2 separate regions of the Homo sapiens genome follow, and region 1 is linked to region 2. The links are chromatin loops, found by intact Hi-C in ENCODE. Cell type or tissue: PC-9. All regions are shown on one strand. Each heading gives the region's core, and the rest is flanking DNA. Links, peaks and the distances in the headings are about the cores only.

Evidence for each region. A loop is a pair of places that touch in the nucleus more often than their neighbours do. Peaks named below come from ENCODE experiments on the same cell type or tissue, not always from the same donor. Only the 100,000 strongest peaks of a DNase experiment are listed, where the experiment ranks them.
Region 1: a loop joins it to region 2, with 2.9 times the contacts of the local background. A loop is called at or near these places in 1 of 110 quality-filtered maps.

Annotation. Positions count from the first base shown.
Region 1 is chr22:44,476,628-44,487,039 of GRCh38, forward strand. It overlaps the pseudogene MRPS18CP6. Among named protein-coding and RNA genes, the nearest start is that of RTL6, 16 kb to the right of the region's middle. In PC-9, for the core only: no CTCF peak of the experiment used is centred there; DNase peaks (open chromatin) are centred at 5,884 and 6,384; H3K27ac peaks cover 2,381 bases.
Region 2 is chr22:44,331,422-44,341,833 of GRCh38, forward strand. It overlaps a transcript of SHISAL1 not described here. Among named protein-coding and RNA genes, the nearest start is that of SHISAL1, 24 kb to the left of the region's middle. RefSeq lists enhancers at 6,146-6,909, 6,910-7,673. In PC-9, for the core only: a CTCF peak has its summit at 4,934 (motif pointing right); DNase peaks (open chromatin) are centred at 6,420 and 7,020; H3K27ac peaks cover 363 bases.

The DNA of each region.
Region 1 (10,412 bases), core at 3,109-8,108, 150 kb after region 2:
TCTCAGAATGACAAATAATTTTCAATTGTGTTCCAGTCATTTGGGGCATTATGTTATGAGATTTCAGATCTTATTTAAATCTAATTTATCAGGCGGCCTATGACACTACACTAGTAGGGGAGTGGTACTGTCTCATTACTGCCAGATGGAGGTGGAAGTCTAGATTCTCACTCAGCTTCTCCAGCATCCCATGTGGGAGGAGGGTCTTGTTACCTGGTGTACCTTCATTTTTCTCACCTTCATCTTTCTAGGTATATAACTTTAGGTTGGCACTCATTTTTTTTAATAGTACCAAAACTATAATTTCTCTGTTTTTTTGTTTCTATTGCTGCCATGGAAAAAATAGCTGTCAGTTGCATTATTACTCCATGAAACTGGAGGTGATTGCAATTTGTTTCTACTCAACTCTCCCACCCCGCTCTCCACTCGTGACTGCATATAAGATTTCTCATTGTTATTCTAAATCTTCGTTTTGATTTTTCTAGGTGTGAATTTCTACTTATTTGTCTTGTTTGGGGTTCATTAAGTTCTTGAAATCCATGGATTTACATCTGCCATCAGTTAGAAAATTCTCAGCTATTATTTCTTCAAATGTTACTTCCACTCAATTCCCTCTCTCCTTTTCTTCTCCAATTACAAATTCATATACTCGCTATATTGTATATTTCTATTACCCTTCTGTTTTCCATCCTCTTATCCCTTAGAGTTTCATTCTGTGTTTTTTGTTTTTTGTTTTTTGAGACAGAGTCTCACTCTATTGCCCAGGCTGGAGTACAGTGGCACGACCTCGGCTCACTGCAACCTCTGCCTCTGGGTTCAAGTGATCCTCCTGTCTCAACCTCCCGAGTAGCTGGGATTACAGGCGTGCGCCATCATGTCCCACTAATTTTTGTATTTTTAGTAGAGAGGCGGTTTCGCCATGTTGGTCAGGCTAGTCTCAAACTCCTGACCTCGGGTGATCCATCCGCCTCGGCCTCCCAAAGTGCTAGGATTACAAGCATGAGTCACTGTGCCCAGCGCAGAGTTTCATTCTTAATGGTAAATTTTCAGTTCTCTCTTCAGCTATTAAAATCATCCATTGAATTCTTAATATTGGTTATTGGTTTTTTACTTCTAAAATTTGTGGTTGGTTCTTCCAATATGCTTGTTACTTTTTCTAGTTTCTAGTTCCTTGATTACATTTTTAAGCTCCACTTTTGTCCCCAAGAGCACACATAGTGATCATGTTGTCAAGACTGTGTCTTATAGTTCTACCATCTGAGATAACTGTGGATCTTTCCATTGTTGTCTTGGTTTTCATTCCTGCTCTCTTGCCTCCTTCTGTGCTGGTTGTCTTTGATTGTGCGGTGATGGACATTATGTCTGAAAAACTCTCTGTAGAAATAATCTACTGGGTACAATGGCTCACACCTATAATCCCAGCACTTTGGGAAGCTGAATCAGGAGGATTTCTTGAGCCCAGGACTTCACGACCAGCATGGGCAACACAGCAGAACCCTGTTGCTACAAAGAATTTACAAAATTATCCGGGCATGATGGCCCATGCTTGTAGTCTCAGCTACTTGGGAGGCTGAGGTGAAAGGATCACTGAGCCTGGGAGGTCAAGGCTGCAGTGAGTTGAGGCTGCAGTAACACTGCTCTCCAGCCTGGGTGACAGAGTGAGACCCTGTCTCCAAAATAATAATAATAATTTGAGGCCAAGATGACTTTATCTTCTTCCAGAGAGAATTTTCTTTCCTTCTCCAGGTGCTTGGGCATTCTAGATTTACCTTAATCCAGTTTCAGGGATTGAGATTTTTGGCACTACCCTGGTTACTGGAAGCTAAGCTATAGGACATGAAAGAGCTGGTTTTATTCCAATGTACTCTTTATACTTAATATACACCCTTTTGGAACCCAACCCTAAATATGGGGTCAGGGATGTCTGCCAGGGCCCCCAGCCTTGCTTGGCAGGCTCTGGACACCAGTGATTGTCCCCGTCACCCTGTGAGGCTGTCAAAAGTGCTGCCTGGCCTCTGACTTTCCTCTTCCAGATCAGCTAATGCTCTCTGGGGAGAAGGCGCCCCAAATGCAGGCTTCACCTTTCTGAATTTCCTTCTCGGATTTTACTCACTATCTCGTCACTCTTCGATGTTTCTAGGAAGATCTTAAAATCTTCTGTGCATCTGTTTCCTTATCTTCAGAGAAATGGTGGGTCTGAACTCTGTAGCCCGTCATCACTTGAAGGGCCACAAAGCGCGTCTCGCGAAATCCACCCCCTGCAGGAGCTCTGCCTGGTGACAGGGCTCAGGACCCCTCTGCTCTCAGTTCTGTCCTCACCTTCCCTCCTGGGGAATGTCTTTCCAGTGTATGGGTTTCCTAATTCCCTTCTTGTTTCTTCCCAATCACTCTTCTTCTACCAGGGGAAGCCTCTTCTCTCTCTGAACTTGGATTTTGAACAAAAGCCAGAAAGTGTTCCTGGGAATTTTCTGCCTCTTGCCCACCACACCCTTCCCTTCTACCTGTAACTAGAGAAGCCTGACTGAGCCAGACTCAGTGGGATTACATGGCTCACGCCTCTAATCCCAGCACTTTGGGGAGCTGAGGCAGGTGAATGGCCTGAGGTCAGGAGTTTGAGACCAGCCTGGCCAACATGGTGAAACCCCGTCTCTACTAAAAACACAAAAATTAGCTGGACATGGTGGTGGGTGCCTGTAATCCTAGCTACTTGGGAGGTTGAGGTAGGAGAATCCCTTGAACCCGAGAGGCGGAGGTTGCAGTGAGCCGAGATCGTGACACTGCACTCCAGCCTGGGTGAGAAAATTAGACTTCATTTCAAAAAAAAGAAAAAGAAAAAAAAAGAAGCTTGACTGCACAGTGCTCACCTGAGAGATAGGAGAAAAAATACATGATTAAAAAATGCTAATTAATGCTTTAACGATTACTCAGCCACACACATGTTAGACTTGCATGAGGGTCCATTTAAGGAAAGATAATGAGTAGAAGGCTACAATTCTGTTCTAAAAATGAGGAAAGCATGATCTTGGAGCCACACTGCTTGGGTTTGAATCTGGGCTCCACCCCTCACAGTCATTCACTTCCTATGTAACCCACTGGGCACTTCACACTGAGCCAAACACTTCCTGAGCATTTGCAATAAACCTCTTGAGTGAAGTGCTGTTATTACCCCCTCCTTTGAACTGTGTAACTTGAGCAGCCTACGTATTACAAACTCTGTAAACCATCAGAGGCTATACAGGAGTGTCATCACCACCATCATCACCATCACCATCATCACCACCATCACCATCATCATCATCACCATCATCACCATCATCAACATCACCATCATCACCATCATCACCATCATCATTATCATCATCGCCATCATCACCATCATCATTATCACCATAATCACCATCATCATCATCATTATGCTAGAAGAGACGTTTCTCAAACATCTGGATGATACCTGGACGTGGCAGACATGGATCCAAGATGATCTCAGATAGGTTTGGGGGAAAGAGAGAGAGAGAAGGAGAGAGAGACAGAGACAGAGACACAGAGAGACACGAGCGAAAACTGGCCATATCAAAAGTAACAATCGACCGTGTGGAATGCATTTCCCAGCATGAATTCTGAGGCATCTTAGGCCTAAAAGAAGACCAGAGAAGCGGCTGGGCGGGGTGGCTCATGTCTGTAATCCCAGCACTTTGGGAGGCCGAGGTGGGCGGATCACAAGGTCAGGAGTTCGAGACCATCCTGGCTAACACAGTGAAACCCCGTCTCTACTAAAAATACAAAATATTAGCCGGGCATGGTGGCGCCTGTAGTCCCAGGTACTTGGGAGGCTGAGCCAACAGAATGGCCTGAACTGGGGAGGCAGAGCTTGCAGTGAGCCGAGATCACGCCACTGCACTCCAGCCTGAGCAATAGCACAAGAATCTGTCTCAAAAAAAAAAAAAAAAGAAGACAGAGAAGCATATTCTAATTAACTAGTTTAAGAGGAACTTAAGCTAAATTTCCTTAGACATCCTAAATGGACATTGGCCCTTTTCACATTCTGAGAAAATTTCTCAGGAAAAAAAAAAAAAAAAAGAAGCAGGGAAATTTACTTAATCCATTACTTCCCAGGTTTCATTGCTGTGGAACACGGTTTCTTACTGACACCGGTGACAATCTAAGAAGCGTATTTTGTAATGTGTAAATTAAAATGTGGCTCCTTCCTCACTTATTAGGAGCTGCTGGCATTGGAAGAAGAAATGGTGAAACTGTAATGAGAAATTAATGAATAAGAAAGAAAACTGAGAGAATACTTTAAACCAACAGCTGATGCTTTAAAAATAAATAAGTTCAACAGTTAGTCTCTGACAAATCTAATCAATAAAAAAAAGAAAACAGATTAAATTAAGCAGAAGAAAGAGGGTGTGATCAATGCAGAGAGGATTCTCAAAGCCTGAGATGAAACTACGCACGGTTCTATGCTGATCAATTAGAAAATCTCCATGAAATGGACAGGTTTCTGTTCCCTCCCCAAATGATTAAAGCAGAAGTAGCTTATCTGGGAAAAAAATGCTATTTCCCATCTCTGGTACCCAGTGCCAGAAATTCCAGTCAATTAGACTTAATAAGTTGAGGGAGTGAGCTTCCTCAAGCAGGAGAGACAGACACTCTTATCTGCCAAGGACATGTTTATCTAGCTAGATCATGAATAATTGAGAAGTAGAGTCACAGGAAAAAAGGACAAAACCCAGCACGAGTCAGATAGAGACTGTCAAGGTAAATGTGATAAAATTAAACTAAGTAGCTATAACAAGAGATGTATAAGACCTGTTTGAAGGAAAATACAAAACTTGATTGTGGAACAGGGTTGAAACTGGAAGGAGACAAATGTCAGAGAGCACTTCCTCTCCACAGTGACCCTGCAGTTGCACAGCCACATGAGTGTGTACAACCTTCAACGGAGCATGTGTATTTACATGCAGTGCGATCTTCCCTTGGTATCTGCAGGGTTGGTTCCAGGACACACCTCCACCCCCACAGAATCTGAAGATGCTCAGGTCCCTTACTTAATGGTGCAGTATTTGCATATAACTGACACACACCCTCCAGTATACTTTAAATCATCTCTAGATTACTTATAATACCTGATGCCATGTCAATGCTATGTAAATAGTTGTTATACTGTATTGCTTTTTTTTTTTTTTTCTTGAGACAGAGTCCCGCCCAGGCTGGAGTGCAGTGGCGCGATCTCGGCTCACTGCAAACTCCGCCTCCAGGGTTCACGCCATTCTCCTGCCTCAGCCTCCCGAGTAGCTGGGACTACAGGCACCCACCACCACGCCCGGCTAATTTTTTGTATTTTTAGTAGAGACGGGGTTTCACCGTGTTAGTCAGGATGGTCTCAAACTCCTGACCTCGTGATCCACCTGTCTCGGCCTCCCAAAGTGCTAGGATTACAGGCATGAGCCACCGCGACTGGCCTTTTTTTTTTTTTTTTTTTTTTTGAGAGAGTCTCTCTCTGTCACCCAGGCTGGAGTGCAGTGGTGTGATCTCAGCTGACTGCAACCTCCACCTTCTGGGTTCAAGGGATCCTCCTGCCTCAGCCTCCCAAGTAGCTGGGATTACAGGCACCCACCACCACACTCAACTAATATTTTGTATTTTTAGTAGAGACGGGGTTTCACCACGTTGGCCAGGCTGGTCTCAAACTCCTGACCTCAAGTGATGCACCTGCCTTGGCCTCCCAAAGTGCTGGGATTACAGGCGTGAGCCACCGTGCCCAGCCTCTTAATTGTTTTTAAAAAGTCAGCTGAGGCTTAGCATGTAGAAAGCCACAAAAGAACACCACTCCTAACCTAACGGTGAGTAAAGGTACAAAACTGGAATTTTTCTTGAGCCCATGAGAGAGCTAAGATTACAAGGAAGTAAATTCCAAATAGTGCCCAGCCCCATCGAGGAGAGATAAGACAAGGCACATGAATTGTGGCGCTGTTAGCAGAGCATGAGAAAACATAGGGCTGCTGGAAAGACAGAAAAGGAGCAAATGGCTAAAATAGTAACAAATTCCTATGGGCTGAATATGGGATACTGTGACCCTCTGGAATAAGTGGGAATCCAGACCCTAGCGGAGGTCATCTCAGTCCCCTACAAACTCTTTCCCTCCTCTGAGTGCTCACTGGGAATATTGGAGACAGGCAGGACAGCATCAAAAGCTGCCACTTCTTTGATGCACAAACATGAAAAACAACACCTTTTCCCAGACCCTTCACTTATATAAAACAAGAGCTCCAGGCCACTGGGGGAAGGGCAGGAAATCCTCCCAAGGCCCACAAAGATCCATAGCTTCTGGGGAATAGAAACAAAAGATAGTTTTCATCTTAAGAAACTTGAGGGCCAGGCGCAGTGGCTTATGCCTGTAATCCCGGCACTTTGAGAGGCCGAGGTGGGTGAATCATCTGAGGTCAGGAATTTGAGACCAGCCTGGCCAAAATGGTGAAACCCCATCTCTACTAAAAATACAGAAATTAGCCAAGCATGATGGTTTGCACCTGTAATCCCAGCTACTTGGGAGGCTGAGGCAGGAGAATCACTTGAACCCGGGAGGTAGAGGTTGCAGTGAGCCGAGATCGCACCATTGCACTCTAGCTTGGGCGACAAGAGCAAAACTCCGTCTCAAAAAAAAAAGAAAGAAAATAAATGAAATTTGAGGCTGGGCGTGATGGCTCACACCTGTAATCCCAGCACTTCGGGAGGCCTGGGTGTGAGGATTGCTTAAGGCCAGGAGTTTGAGATCAACCTGGGCAACACAGCAAGACCCCATCTGAATTTTTTTTAACTGTAAAATAAGTTTATTGGTGGTAACGTGATAGAATTTATTCCCAACATCTGATATTACAAACTTTAGGGTCCTTGAGATATGCAGATCCTTGTATGTAACTGGCATAAATCCCATTATTTGAGCTCTCTTAATTGCTTCTGTGATTTCTTTCTGTTTCTTCCCACAAAGACCTATAATGTACCTTCCATAAATGCCTCCAGTAAATGGAGAAATAAAGTGGGACAAGAGCTGTACATTCTTATCATCTACACGCTTTCCACACAAGATACAATTCTTTTTTTCTTTTTTCTGTTTGAGACAGAGTCTTGCCCTTGTCACCCAGGCTGGAGTGCAGTGCATTATTTGAGTTGTTTTTCTCATTCAGATACAAAAGTTTCTTCTAGATGGCTCGGGGTAGCTGGCATGCTAAGGGTACTTCGCTCTCACACTCCACTCTCCATGCCCTAAAAGCTCCCTCAGCACTGACGGCACCAGTGTCTTCTCTTCTTTTCCTATTTAATAGCTTTGTTGTTTGTGATTTTCATAATTTAAGTGAATTATGTGTAACGAGTTTATTGAGGAACCTCAACTTGTTGAGACTATAAATAGACGCAATTTTATTTCTTGCCAACTCCAATCCATATGGGATCTGTTGAAGCTCTCTTTCCTGCTAGGTAGGAGGTCCCTTAATGACATCTTGGCCAGATTCCAAGGTTTTCTTCTCATTTTCTTTTTTTTTTTTTTTTTTTTTTTTTTTGTTGAAAAGGAGTCTCGCTCTGTCTCCCAGGCTGGAGTGCAGTGGCGTGATCTCTGCTCACTGCAAGCTCCACCTCCCGGGTTCCAGCCATTCTCCTGCCTCAGCCTCCCCAGTAGCTGGGACTACAGGCGCCCGCCACCACGCCCAGCTAATTTTTTTTGTATTTTTTAGTAGAGACAGGGTTTCACCGTGTTAGCCAGGATGGTCTCGATCTCCTGACCTCGTGATCCGCCCGCCTCGGCCTCCCAAAGTGCTGGGATTACAGGGGTGAGCCACCGCGCCCAGCTGGTTTTCTTTTCATTTTCGTCTTTAGAACAGCCTCTTGGTGTTTAAGACTAAGCCCTGTCTATTTCTAAAGAATGTTCAGCTCAAACACAATTCAAGACTTGTGGCCAGAGTTCTCTGTGGCTCTTGCGGCTTGGAGGAGCGGGAAAGGGCCCCTCTGGACTCAACGAAACTGTTTGCCTCACCAGGCTGTGTTTATTCACGTGTTGGGATGGCTCAGAGAGGGCGCAGGGAGAGGGCCCTGGCAGGGTGGTGGCCTCTCCCACTTTCCCATCCACCGCTGAGCATGAGAAGATGTCGGCTCCCACCTGGGCCCTCCCAGGTGGCTCTGGTCCATGATTTCACCTGGCCTCCTCTCCTGGCTGGCCCTGGCTGGTGGTGGTCACACCGCAGTGCTCTGATGCATGAATTCTTGTGTGCTCCCCACCATGGGGATCCCACAACACCGTGGTTCCCTGTCTCATCCACCTTCCTGGGGCAGCAGGCAACTGGAGGGTGGGGATCCAGCTTCCATAGATTCTGGAAAAGGAAACTAAAGGGGTTGATGCTGGCTCCCCTTGAATGAGAAACCTCCTCTCCCTCTGAGTCCCTTAACCCATGGTTCATGGGATGAAGGCAGGTGGGGAGTCCACTGGCCAACCAGACATGACCAGAATGCACTTGTCCCCATCTCAGAGGTGCCTTCAACCTACATGAAGTTCTCAAAGCCCACTCTCCCCTAGCTTTCTCCTATGAAGGAGAAAACAGTACTTACCACCAAGCCTCCATGGTAGCCCCCGGACAGATCACTCCCACAGTCCCATCTTCTGCACGTAAGGACTCACACCTGGTGTTTTTTGGGGGGTTTTGGTTTCTGAAATTTTTTTTTTTTTTTGAGACGGAGTCTCACTCTGTCACCCAGGCTGAAGTGCAGTGGCGTGATCTCGGCTCACTGCAATGTCCGCCTCCAAGGTTCAGGTGATTCTCCTGCCTCAGCCTCCCGAGTAGGTGGGATTACAGGCACCTGCCACCATATCTGGCTAATTTTTGTATTTTTAGTAGAGACAGGGTTTCTCCATGTTGGCCAGGCTGGTCTCGAACTCCTGGCCTCAAGTGATCCACCCACTTCAGCCTCGCTAAGTGCTGGGATTACAGGCATGAGCCATCGTGCCTGGCCAGAGCTGGTGCTTCTTTCCCTTTCAGGGGATGTCCACAGTGTGTGCTCCTGAGCAGTTGGAAGTCTTCCTCCAGCCAGTAACTTGGGGGCCCAGGCCTCCTCATTGCATGAACCTGCTGCCTTCACAGCCTATTTCCAAGGTCACCCTGTCCATCAGCTTGAATCCAGCCAGTGAGAGGGACAGGATCCCCACCTACATTCCATTGGCATGTTAGTCTAAGCATTGAGCCGCAGCTTGTCGTTGAGGGGGCAGAGAGATGTCATTGAGCTTTTTGCCCAGGAAGAAGAGAAAACGAGATCAATAAAGAACCAGCCCATCTATGCAACATTTGGGTTCTGGGAGAATGGCAGGTCTAGGAATTCCCTTCAAGTGTGGTAGCTGATGGTCCGTGGGCAGCTCTCCAGGTTCAGAATACAGCCTGTTTACTGCATTGCATTCTCAGCTTCGGGGCTTCGTTATCATCTGGGGCCAACAGAAAAAGCCCAGTTCAATATCCTGCTATATGTGTATAACTAGAAAACACATCGCTTTTCTTGAAAGGTGGGCGGAGGCTTTGGCAGGTGTCCTGTGACGAAGACAGCTCTCGGAGAGCCACAGGTAAGTCACATGGGTTCTGCTGTTTTTGAAAATGCTGTGACCTGATCTGAGGGAGTTGGCAGTTTCTACTCATTATTTTGTTGTTGTGGTGGTGGCGGTGGTGGTGGTGGTATTGCTTGGTGTGTAAACCATCAGGTTTCTGTGAGCACAGCAACATTTGAAATCCAGAAGCTTTGGAACACACGGAAGGACCACTGAAAGACGTGGTGAAGTGGTACCGCCCAGTGCACCAGGGCAAAGACCACAGAGCGAGGCTGGTGATGGGGCACAGGACTGGCCAGGGAAGCCCACTCAGAGCGTGAGCCAGCTCCCCAGCCTCCCGGCACCCATAAGCCTGCCCAGGCACGAGGAGTTCCCTTCACAGGCTGGGGCAGATGAAGAACAGGATGAGGAAGGGGGAAAGCAGCCACAGTTCCACAGAGGAAGGTGCGTGGTTCCCTCCCCCCGGGCCCACAGCAGAGCCCTCTGGACACCAAGCTGAACAGGCCAGCTCAGGGCATCAGCAGGCTGGCTGCATGAGTCACCAGCAGTGATAACCAGCAGGGCAGTGCAAGCCTGCAGGGACCTCCTGCTGACCTCCACTGACGCTGTGAGAGAAGAAAATAAAATGACAAAATATCACAGTCACAAAAATACCATTATGTCCAAGAGATACGGAAAATAACTTTACAATTTATAAAAATACTGAGATTTCAGGCCAGGCATGGTGGCTCATGCCTGTAATCCCAACACTTTGGGAGGCCGAGGCAGGTGGATCATCTGAGGTCAAGAGTTTAAGACCAGCCTGGCCAACATGGCGAAACCCTGTCTCTACTAA
Region 2 (10,412 bases), core at 3,045-8,044:
CTCTCGGACCCCGGCCCAGGCGCGCCCCTCCCCCGCGCGGCCCCCGCCCTGCCCGCCCCGGGGCTCAGCTCACCTCGTGCCCGCCGCCCGCTCGTTCCTCGCTTCGTAGCCGGGAGCCGGCGCCCGCGGGAGCCGCCTGCTGGGGTGCGGGGGCTGCCCACGCCCCCGCGATGCCCCTGCCGCCGCCGCAACAGTTGTCCGGGTTCTGGGGGCTGCGGGGACGCGGGGACTCCGGGCTCCCTGATCGGCGCTCGGAAGGCGCCCGCTCCTAGGCGCGCCGGGCGCGGCGCGGAGCTGGGGCCGGGGCCGGGGCTGGGGCTGGGGCCGGGGCTGCAGCTCCGGCTCGGCGTCCGGCTCGGGGTCCGGCTGGGGGTCCGGCGGCCGGCCGCATGCCCCGTCGCCGCCCGCGGCTACTCGGCGGCCCGCGCCGCCCGGCCGCCCGCCGGCCCCGAGCCCCGCGCCGCGCCCGCCGCCGCCGCCGCCGCGCTCATGCTCGCCGGGCCCCGCGCTCGCCGCCGCCGCCGCCGCCGCCGCCGCTGCCCACTTCACTCTTTGGCGCTCGCTCCGCGCCGCGCCCTCTGCTGCCCCCTCGCCCGGGCTCGCCGAGCTCCCGCCGCCCTGCCCGCCGCGTCCTGCGCCCTCCTCTCTCTCCCTTCCTCTCTCCTCCCTTCCTCTCTCTCTCTCCCTCTCTCTCTCTTGCGTCCTCCTCTCATTTTTTTTTTTTCTTTCGCGGTCTCTTTTCTCCCCCTCTGGCTCTTTCTCTCTCCCCTCCTGCTGTTTGCGGTGGCTTCTCACTTTCTCTCTTTTTACTTCCTTTCCGTCCGTTCTTTCACGCCTTCCTCCTCATTTTCCTTCCTTCTACTTTTCCCTTCCCTCTTTCCGCTTTCCTGCCCCGTTTCCTTCCTCCCTCCCTTCCTCCTTCCTTCCTTCCTCTGCGTTCTTCCTCTCTCCTTTGTTCCTTCCTCCTCCTCCCCACTCCCTTTTCCTCTCCTCTTCCCACCCCAGTCTCCTACTCCCCAGTCCTCCCATCCCCATGGAACATACACCTGCTTTGTCTGGGAGCCACGTTATTCCTGCCAGCCAGACCCTGGCCAGGAGGATCAGGGTCACGGTCAGCTTGGGCCGAGAACCCTTCACATGAGACAAGCTCCTCTGCCAGGGTTTCCTGTGGGAAAGGCCCCACTTCCCGACCCTCCTGGGCCACTGCATGGGGTCCCCTCTTCGGCTTCTTCTCCCCTCTCCACCCGGCAGCCCCCCAGCTCCAGTCTGCCCCCCATTTCGCCCCTCACCTGCGGGACAAGGCTGCGCTTGCCCTTCTGTGGCCTCGAAGCCAGTGAGCCCCCGTTTCCCCACCTTCCCCTGTCCCTGGCCGGGAGACCTCTGGTGTAAAGAGATCTCGTGGGGAGAAGGTTGCAGCCTCCTCGAGGGCCCCAAGAGAGAATGGAGATGAGGATCTTTTATCGATTCCGCATTTTAGGAGGGAGAAGGGAGCCCCTGGAGGACTGGCCCCAAGATCCTCCCACCTGGGTCTCCTGAGATGGTGGCCCTCATTTCATTTTTCTAAGCATTGATGGAACCGCACCAGAAACTGGGCTGAGCCCTTTATACTTGATGTATTCTTTATGCTTTATTTGTTCCTCACCACAGTGCTGGGCAGCGTCCTCCCCACTTCACAGCAGAGGTGCTGGGACTCAGAGAGGTTAGGACATCTGCTCTGAGCCACACAGCCAGCTAGGGGCAGAATCGGGGCTCAAGCCCAGGTCTGCCTGACGTCCAGGCCCAGTCCTCCAGCCTTGGCCCCTCACAGGTACCTTAGTAAACATCAAGAGAAGGCACCGAGGGCAAGTGCTGCACCCTCTCCTTACTGAGGAGGAACCAAGACAGCGGGAGGTGCCTGGCAACAGCTTGCGCGTGACCCACTGATGGGGCTGGGAATCCAGATGGCATTTCCGATGCCACATCCTGGGCCCCTTTCAAAGATAAGAGGGAGGCTCAGCCTCATGCCCGAGGCACCCAGCTGGACAGTGGGAATGGTGCTGGGGCGCCCACCCTAGGAAGCCTGCACTGTTGGAGTGCCTCAGTTTCCCCACCTGTCTCACAGGTGTCCATCCCTTCCTGTCTTCAGTGGACCTGGCTTGAGCAGCTGCCCAAGCAGGACACAATCTCCCTCCAAGGGAGCCGATGTGGGCCCTGCTCATGGGAGGGGCAGAGGGACCCCATGAATGCCCCAGCAGGGCGAGGTCAGGGTCACAGTGAGGGTTCAGGGAGGCAGTGCCTGCTCAGCCACAGGGGCAGGCAGTGTTGCCCAGTGGGAAGGCTCATGGGATTTGTAGCAAGGTGGCACTTTGTCCCTAATTGGCCAGGTGGCCTTGGGCACGGCACAGAAGCTCCCTGAACGTCAGTTCTCTTTCCTAAAGAGGTCACAGCACTGCCTCCCGCATAGAGTGTCTCGAGGACTAAATGAGACTGGGCCCATGAGATACTTCTCCTGGCGCCTGGCAAATATCCCAAGAGGGGGACGGAGGAAACTGAGGCCAAGAGAGGCCATGGAACAGGTAGAAGTGCCCGGTGCTGGTGGTGGCGGGGCTGGAAGGTGCCTGCCAGACTGTCCCGTCTGATTTTGGCTGTTATGCTGGAGAGGTGCCTGTCATCTGTGCCCTAGCAGGGACCGTGTCTCAGGCTCTCAGTGCCAGGGACACTCAGCGTTGAGGGATGCGGGCTGAGCAAGGGGAGGAAGTGTAGGGGTGTCACAGCAGGCCGCCTGTGTTGCTGGGATGGGGTGTGTTGTGTGTGTGGTGTCTGTGTGTGTGGTGTATAGTGTGTGTATGTGTGTGTTGTGTGTTGTGTTTGTTGTATGAGTGGTGTGTGTGTGTTGTATGTGTGATTTGTATGTGGTGTTTGGTGTGTGCATGTGCTATGTGTGTTCTGTGTATGCGTATTAAATGTGTGGGGTGTATGGTACATGTGTGAATATGTATGTGTGTATGAGAGAATCTGAATGAGTGGTGTGTGTTTTGTGTGTGTGGTATGTGTGTGAATATGAGAGTGTGTGAGTGCTGTGTGTTTTTTGTGAGTGTGGTATGTGTGTGAATATGAGAGTGTGTGAGTGGTGTGTGTGTCTTGTGTGTGTCATATGTCTGTGTGGTACTGTATATGAGGTGTGTGATGTATGTTTACGGTGTGTCTGTGTGTTATATATAGTGTGTGGTGGTGTGTGTGGTATGTGTGAGATGTGTATGTTTGTGAGTATACCTAGGACTGTTGAAAGTGTGTGCTGTGTGTGTGTTGTATGTGTTGTGTGTGTACGTGTGTATAAGAGTGTGTGTTGTGTGTTATATATGTATGTTATGTGTGTTGTGTGTCATGTGTGGTATATGAGTATAAATGTGTGTGTTGTATGTGTGCGTTGTGTGTATGTGGTATGGTTGGTGTGTGGTCTGCGCTGTGTATGGTGTGTTTGTGAATGTGTGTGTATGTGTGTGTGTATGAAAGTGTGAGCAGAGTGTGTTGTGTGTATATATGAAGATACGAGTGTGATATGTATATGTGAGTGATGTGTGTCAATGTGTGTGTCTCAGGCTGTGTGTGTGTGAGTATGAGTGATGTGTGTGAGGGTTTGAGTGGTGTGTGGTGGTTTGTGGGGTGTGTGGTGTGTGTGAGTGTGTGAAGGTGTGAGTGAATGGTGTGTGGTGGTGTTTGGGGGGTGTATGAGGGTGTGAGTGGCGTGTGTGTGTGAGGGTGTGAGTGCTGTGTATGGGGCCTGTGGTGTGTTTGTATGTGAAGGTGTAAGCAGTGTGGGGATGTGGTGTGTGTGTGTGTATGAGTGGGTGTGTGTGAGGGTGTGAGTGGTGTATGTGTGTGAAGGTGTGAGTGCTGTGTGTGTGCTGTATGTGGGGTCTGTGGTGTGTTTGTATGTGAGGGTATAAGTAGTGTGGGGATGTGGCGTGTGTGTGTATATGAGTGGGTTTGTGTGAGGGTGTGTGTGGTGTGGGGAGTGCCAGTGTGTATGTATGTGTGTGAGGTGCGAGTGAATAGTGTGTGTGGTGTGTGGTGTCTATGTGTGTGTAAGGATGTGAATGGTGTGTGTGGTTTTGTGTGTGTGGTGGGGGTGTGTGAGTGTGTATGTGAGTGTGCGTGAGGGTGTGAGTGGTGTGGGTTGTGTCTGTGTGAGATGTGAGTGGTGGTGTGTGAGTGTGTGTGAGGGTGTGAGTGAATGGTGTGTGTGAGGTGTGAGTGGATGGTGTGAATGAGTGGGGTGTGTGCTGTGTGTGCTGGGGTGTGCGATGGCTGTTGGCATGCGGGGGTGGTAGAATGAGGCATCTCCCTTTTTGGGGTGCGCATGTCTGGAATCTCCATATGGTGAGTGTGTCGGTGCATGTTTCCACGTGTATGTGTGGTGGTGTGTGTGTGTGCATGCATGTGTGATGTGTGTCTGTGTATGTGTGGTAAGTGTGGTGTATGTGTGGTTTGTGTCTGTGTATCTGTATGTATGTGTGGTGTATCTGTGTATGGTATGTGTGGTGTGTGTTTCTGTGTGTATGCGTTGTGTGTGTGGTGTGTGTATGTATGGTGTGTGTGTGGTGTGTGTCTGTGTGTGTGGTGTGTGTCTGTATATCTGTGTGTATGTGCGGTGTGTGTATCTGTGTATGTGTGGTGTGTGTTTCTGTGTGTCTGTGTGGTGTGTGTGTAGTGTTTGTGTGTGGTGTGTGTATGTGTGCTGTGTGTGTCTGTGTCTGTGTGTGTATGTGTGATGTGTGTGTGTCTGTGTGGTGTGTGTCTTTGTATCTGTGTGTGTATGTGTGTGTGTGTGTGGTGTGTTCAGGGCATGTGGAAAGCGTCATCATTTAGTGGAGCCCCTCCCCCTCATCCTCCCTCCCTCCGCCCTTCACCTGCCACTGGGTGGGGCTCTGTGCCTGTCCCAGGTAGTGCTGGACACCCACAGACCAGAAGAGGTCCCTGCCCCAAAGAAGCTCACTGTCGGGTTGGTGACGGCCCAAATGTTAAGGCTCTGTCACTCCATCTCCTACAGGATGAAACTCCATCCCCTTTTCCTGTGCCTGTGGCCCAGCCCACCTGCCCAGCCTCCTCTGCAGTGAGGTGCCGGAGCTCCAGCCATGTCAAACCTGCAAGGCACGGTGGCTGTCCTGGGCGGTCACTCCATGGCCTCCTCATAACCCCATGACAGGCCCACTATGTGCTGGGCTGGGCTGCCCTCCGCAGTGCTCCCAGGGCCCTGCACCTTCACCTTCTGTCTCTGGCATGGGCTCGCCTACCTTGGACAAAACTACTTTGCCTCCCTGAGCCTCAGTTTCCCCATTTGCATAATGGGAATGACCTCAAAGGGTCAATGTGAGGATTAGATGAGAGACAAGATCATAACAGGCAATGGTCCTGTTGATTAACCCAAAATAAATGAATGCTTGGCGCTTCGTGGGTACTTGGTCTCATCAACATCCCTTCTGCTTTTCCAGGAGGCCGAGGGGTCGGCAGGAAAAAGGGTGGACTTTGGAACTGAATGGATTTGGGTTTGGATCTCTGTTTGGCCACTCACCAGCTGTATGGCCTTGGCCAAGGCCGTTCACTTCTCTGTGCACTCGTGTCCTGTGCTGCCCCAACCAGATGACCACCCACTTTACAGTTCCAGAGTCTGAAATCAAATGGGTATCCCTGGGCCAAAATCCAGGGGTGCGCGGGGCCGCTCTTCCTGGAGGCTCCAGGGGAGGAGCCTCCTGTCCCCTTCCAGCCTCTAGTGGTACCCTCAGCTTGCGGCGGCATCACCCGGCCTTGGAGGGCAGCATCTTCAGATCTCCCTGCACTCCTCTTCCCACAGCCTCGGGGCGGATGCTCCCTCTGCCTCCCTCTTATAAGGATGCCTGTGATTGCATTAGGGCCCACCCTGATCATCCCAAATAATACCCCCATCTCAAAATCCTCCACTCAACCCCTTCTGCAAAGTCCTTTTTTCCCTGCTTGCCGTATAAGGTAGCACTGGCAGGTTCCAGGGATTAGGATGCGGATATCTTTGGGGGCAGGGGAGCACTCTTAAGCCTTCCGCCCTCCAGGCATCTGCCGAGGCAGGTGAGGGCGTAGGCTCGGGGGCTATTGTGTGAGTCCAGTGAGACGGAGCATGTAAGCATGTAAGCTGTCATCCACGGACCATTCAACAAATACTGCTGCGTCTCTGCTCCCGGCTGCGCTGGAGGAGGCATGTGCAGGTGACTATGCAGACTACCCTGGGAGACATTCCCCTGCCCCATTTCTGGGCACCTACTGCGTGCCAGGCCAAGCCCGACACCCCACATCTGTCGTGGCTTCATCCTCCATCCCTATTTACTATTTCTCTGACTTCGGGAGGCCTGCTCCCCCGCAAACGCGACTGCTCACAGGGCGGCCTGGCGATGACTCATGCTCTCTCCCTTGGTGGAGAGCAGCCTTTTCAAAGGGCTGGCTGGGGAGGGAGCTAAATTTAAAGCCAGGCTTCCCGAGAAGATCACCTGCCACATCAAAATTGCAGCCATTTAATCGGGAGTCGGGGACAGGAGGCATCGCACCCTCTTTCCTTTCTGAGAGGGTGGTGCTTGGAGGCCAAGACCCTGGGGCGGGCAGGGTGAGGGGGCTCCGGTTTGGTGCGACCAGCTGGTCCCAGGTCTCGACACGTTCCCTCACCTTCCCCCGCTTCCTTGCGGAGCAGCCCCCCACCCTCCCAAGGACCACCCCCAGCCCCTTCCTCCTCCAAGGGGTCCAATCCCCCAGCCCCCATTTCCTAAATTCAAAATCGAGGGCTCAGAGAGATTTCGATGCACCCTGCCCCCTCAAAGTCCTCCGGCAAGGGTGTGGCCAAGCTGGGCAGTGCCCTGGACTGGGTGGCTGCTCTGCTCCTTGGGTAGGGTGGACAGGGCGGGGTCAAGTTGTCACCTCTTTGAGCTTCTGTTTCCTTATTTATCAATCAATTCCAGGCAGGAGGAAGCACTTTGGTGGGCCCTGGAGGGCATTGTGTTCACTCCACCTGTCTACCTGGGAGGAGGCGGAGGCCGTGAGGTGGGGAGACTCAGCCCAGGATCCTGGGAGGGAAAGAGGAGCCAGCCAGCAGCCAGGCCTCTGCCTCCCAGCCCTGGCCTCCTCTGAGGTGTAAGGCTGGCTTGCTCACTGCCGCCCTTGTGCCTTTGCCAGTGGGTGAGGCTGGCTGGCTGCCTGTCCCTGCTCCTGCTCTCCCAACTGACCACAGGAGCCTCGTGTCACAGCAAAGCCATGGCTTCCCTGTGGCTACAGGGATGGGTCACAGGGAGGAAGGGCTGCCCACTGGTTAGGGGTGCTGGCTGTGGGGTCAGAGCTGAATCTGCATCTTGGCTGCTGCTGTATTGTGAGTCTTGACTGCTTGGGGCTGGGTACGTAGTAGTTGCTCTGTGTGCAGGCATCATCGCCATGGCTGACTGCGGTCCCACAGATTTGGAAGGTGTGGTGAGCTGGGTGCCGGGGTCCGGGAAGCTCGCAGGCCAGATGCACTGCACAGATGCCAGCAGTGGGGTTTGCCAAAGGCCATCATCTCATCCCTGGGGGTTCCACAGTCTCCCAGCTCCTCCTCTCTGGCCTGCCCACCTGCCTCTTGGTCACAAGTGTAAACACAGGTTTCTCTTCCAGGCCTGGCAAGGAGGCAAGAGGCGGCTTCTGTCTGCAAACAAAGTGCATGCAGCAGGCCCAGCTCTAAGCCACACCATGACCCCCCTCCCCAGTGTTTCCCTGTAACTACACTGCACTGTGAAAGGAACTTTGCAGGTGTCACAAAGGTGACTGATCAGCAAACCTTAAGAGGAGATGATCTGGCTCAGCTGACCTTGTCACATGAGTCCTTTAAAAGCAGAGCATTTTCTCTGACTGGTGACAGCAGCTGGGGCCCAAGAGACCCCGGGTGAGAGGGGTAGGCATGAGGCAGTGCGGTGCAGGGGTCTCAGGGCAAGGCAGTGAGGAGCTAAGAGCCCCCAACCAACACCAGCAAGGACACAGGACCTCAGTCCTACAGCCACAAGGAGCTGGATTCTGCTGACACCCCCAGATAAGCCCAGGAGCCTCCAGGCGAGGGCCCGGCCCTGCTGATACCTTGAGGTCAGCCTTGTGAGACCCTAAGCAGATAACCCACTGAGCCCACGCAGACTTCTGGCCTCCAGGACTGTGAAACAGCAGGTGGGTGGTGATTTAAGAGTTCAAGTTTGTGGCAGTTTGTTACATTTTGCAGCAATAGAAATACCCACGTCCTCAGCAACCACTCATGCTACTGCCTTTTTAAAGGGGTGCAGAGCCTTACAGCCCATCCTCCACTGTCCCTCGAGGGGACAGCCCCTGACCTCGCCACTCCTCTGCTTACAGACCTTCCATGGGTACCTTCAGGATGAAGTCTGAGCTCCCGATGGTTGGGCATTCAACGTGGGAAAGAAAAGACATCGTCTCCATCAGTTTGGAGAAGATTGGCTGCAGGGGCCCTGCTATGTGCTGGGGGCAGCTGAGTCTCACAAGGGACTGAGCTCCCAGGGAAATGCCTGGACTCCAGAGGCTGCTGTGCAGACCTGTCTGTCCCCCCGAGTCCTAGGGCTCAGGGCCCATGGAGATGCCCCTGGGTCAGGGACCACCGAGCAGCCCAGGCACACTGGGAGGACGTCGGCTACGAGGTGACACGGAGCCAGGAGGCTTGGGGGACTGGGGAGCACCAACTTCACTTCCCAAAGCTGAAACACAAGAGACCCCGGGGATGCAGGCTGTTCCTGGCCTCAGTTTCCTCATCTGTAGGCGATCACTGATGATAAGCCCCGCTCGGGTAGCACCGGGCTCTGTTCTCAGCGTGTGATGCGCATTACATCGTAAGGTGGGGTAGGTGCTATTTGTCAGTGCTGTCAATAGTCAATATCACAGTTTCCCAGGCAAGGAGCTGAGGAGACAGGTGTGGCTGGAACAGTGGCTCTCAGGCAGGGGGAGGGGCTGGTGAATGAGGGCCCTGGTTCTGGCTTTGTGGCTGTGTCCTGGGCTTGCCTCCTGGCACCCCACGTAGCAGCTGGGGACCTGGACCAGATGGACTGGCTACCTCCTGCCGCCCCATGTCCTCCTCTGTAAATCGGGGACAGTGATGACTGGCCTCAGCCCAAGGCTGGCTCACAGGAGGCAGAGGTTCTGTCCAGGGGAAGTGAGAGGTCCCCACCATAGCTCAGATGCTCAACCCCTCCCCACAGCTCTGTGGCATCAGGTTCATCTGGGGAAATGGCGGAATCCACTCCTGTTTCCCGGCGCTGTGCGTCTAACCCGGGCTTGGCATCTCTGCAGCTGGCGGCTGTCACAGCTCACTGCATCCTACCGCCAGGCATCTGAAACCCAGCCCGGGACGGCGAGAATTTAGATGGTGCCAATTGGCAGGTGGAGCTGAGCACCCAGCAATGAGCCTCACTTGCACAGAGCCCCGCCTACCCTGCAGCGGGCCCCAGAGTAATGCAGTAATAATAATAACAAACACGATGACAGGCAGGATCTTTGGTGTGTGCGGGAGTCCCTGAAGTTCACTGAGCGCCCTCCACACCTGCTCATGCCTTGCATCCATGCAGGGAATAGGGTCAGGTGCTACCCTCTTCTCAGAGAGGTTGTGCCATGGGCCAGAGGTCACACAGCCCGTGAGAGGCAAAGCTGGGCAGAAATCTGAGGACCCTGATGCAGATGCTCGTGCTACTGCTGGGGAAGCTCCTTCTCAGAGCTTCTGTCTTGGGGCACTAGGGTGAGGGCTCTGCTCTGTAGACCAGTCATTTTATATCCCCAAGGCGGAGGCAGGCAGCCCAGGCCAGAACAGGAGCCTCAACTTTGTAGCTGTGTGCCCTGCACGAGTCACATGGCCCCTCTGAGATTAAGATCTACCTTTTTTCTCTGACCAGGTCACCAGCTCCTTGAGTACAGGGAGTGTGCCTTCTCTCCCCATTCTTCCTGGGCTAGGCACAGAGTATTGGCAGAACACTCTGTTTAACTGAAGCCGAATGAAGGCCCCCACTTACCGGGGGCTCTGTGCCTCACGGTGTCACTCAGGTGGTTTACCTGAATCTTCACAACCATCCTAGGAGTCACTTCTATGCATTCCCTATTAACAGATTAAAAAATCAAACAGGCCCAGAGAGGTTAGGGGACTTGCCCAGGGGCACACAGCTGGCAGTGCACAGCTGAGATTTGAACTTGGATCTGTCCCTCCTTAGCCCCCGCCCTAAGCCTCTACTCCTGACCTCAGTGCAACAAAGAACAGAGTAGAGAGCTCTGGAGTGGGAGCTTATCCTGGGTCTACCTCTCTAGGCCTTGGTTTCCCCACCTGCTCCATGCTCATTGCTGTTCGGGCCCCTCCAGCTCACAGTGGGAGGCTCTGGTAGGCTCTGTACAGCACTGGCTTCTGGCTGGTT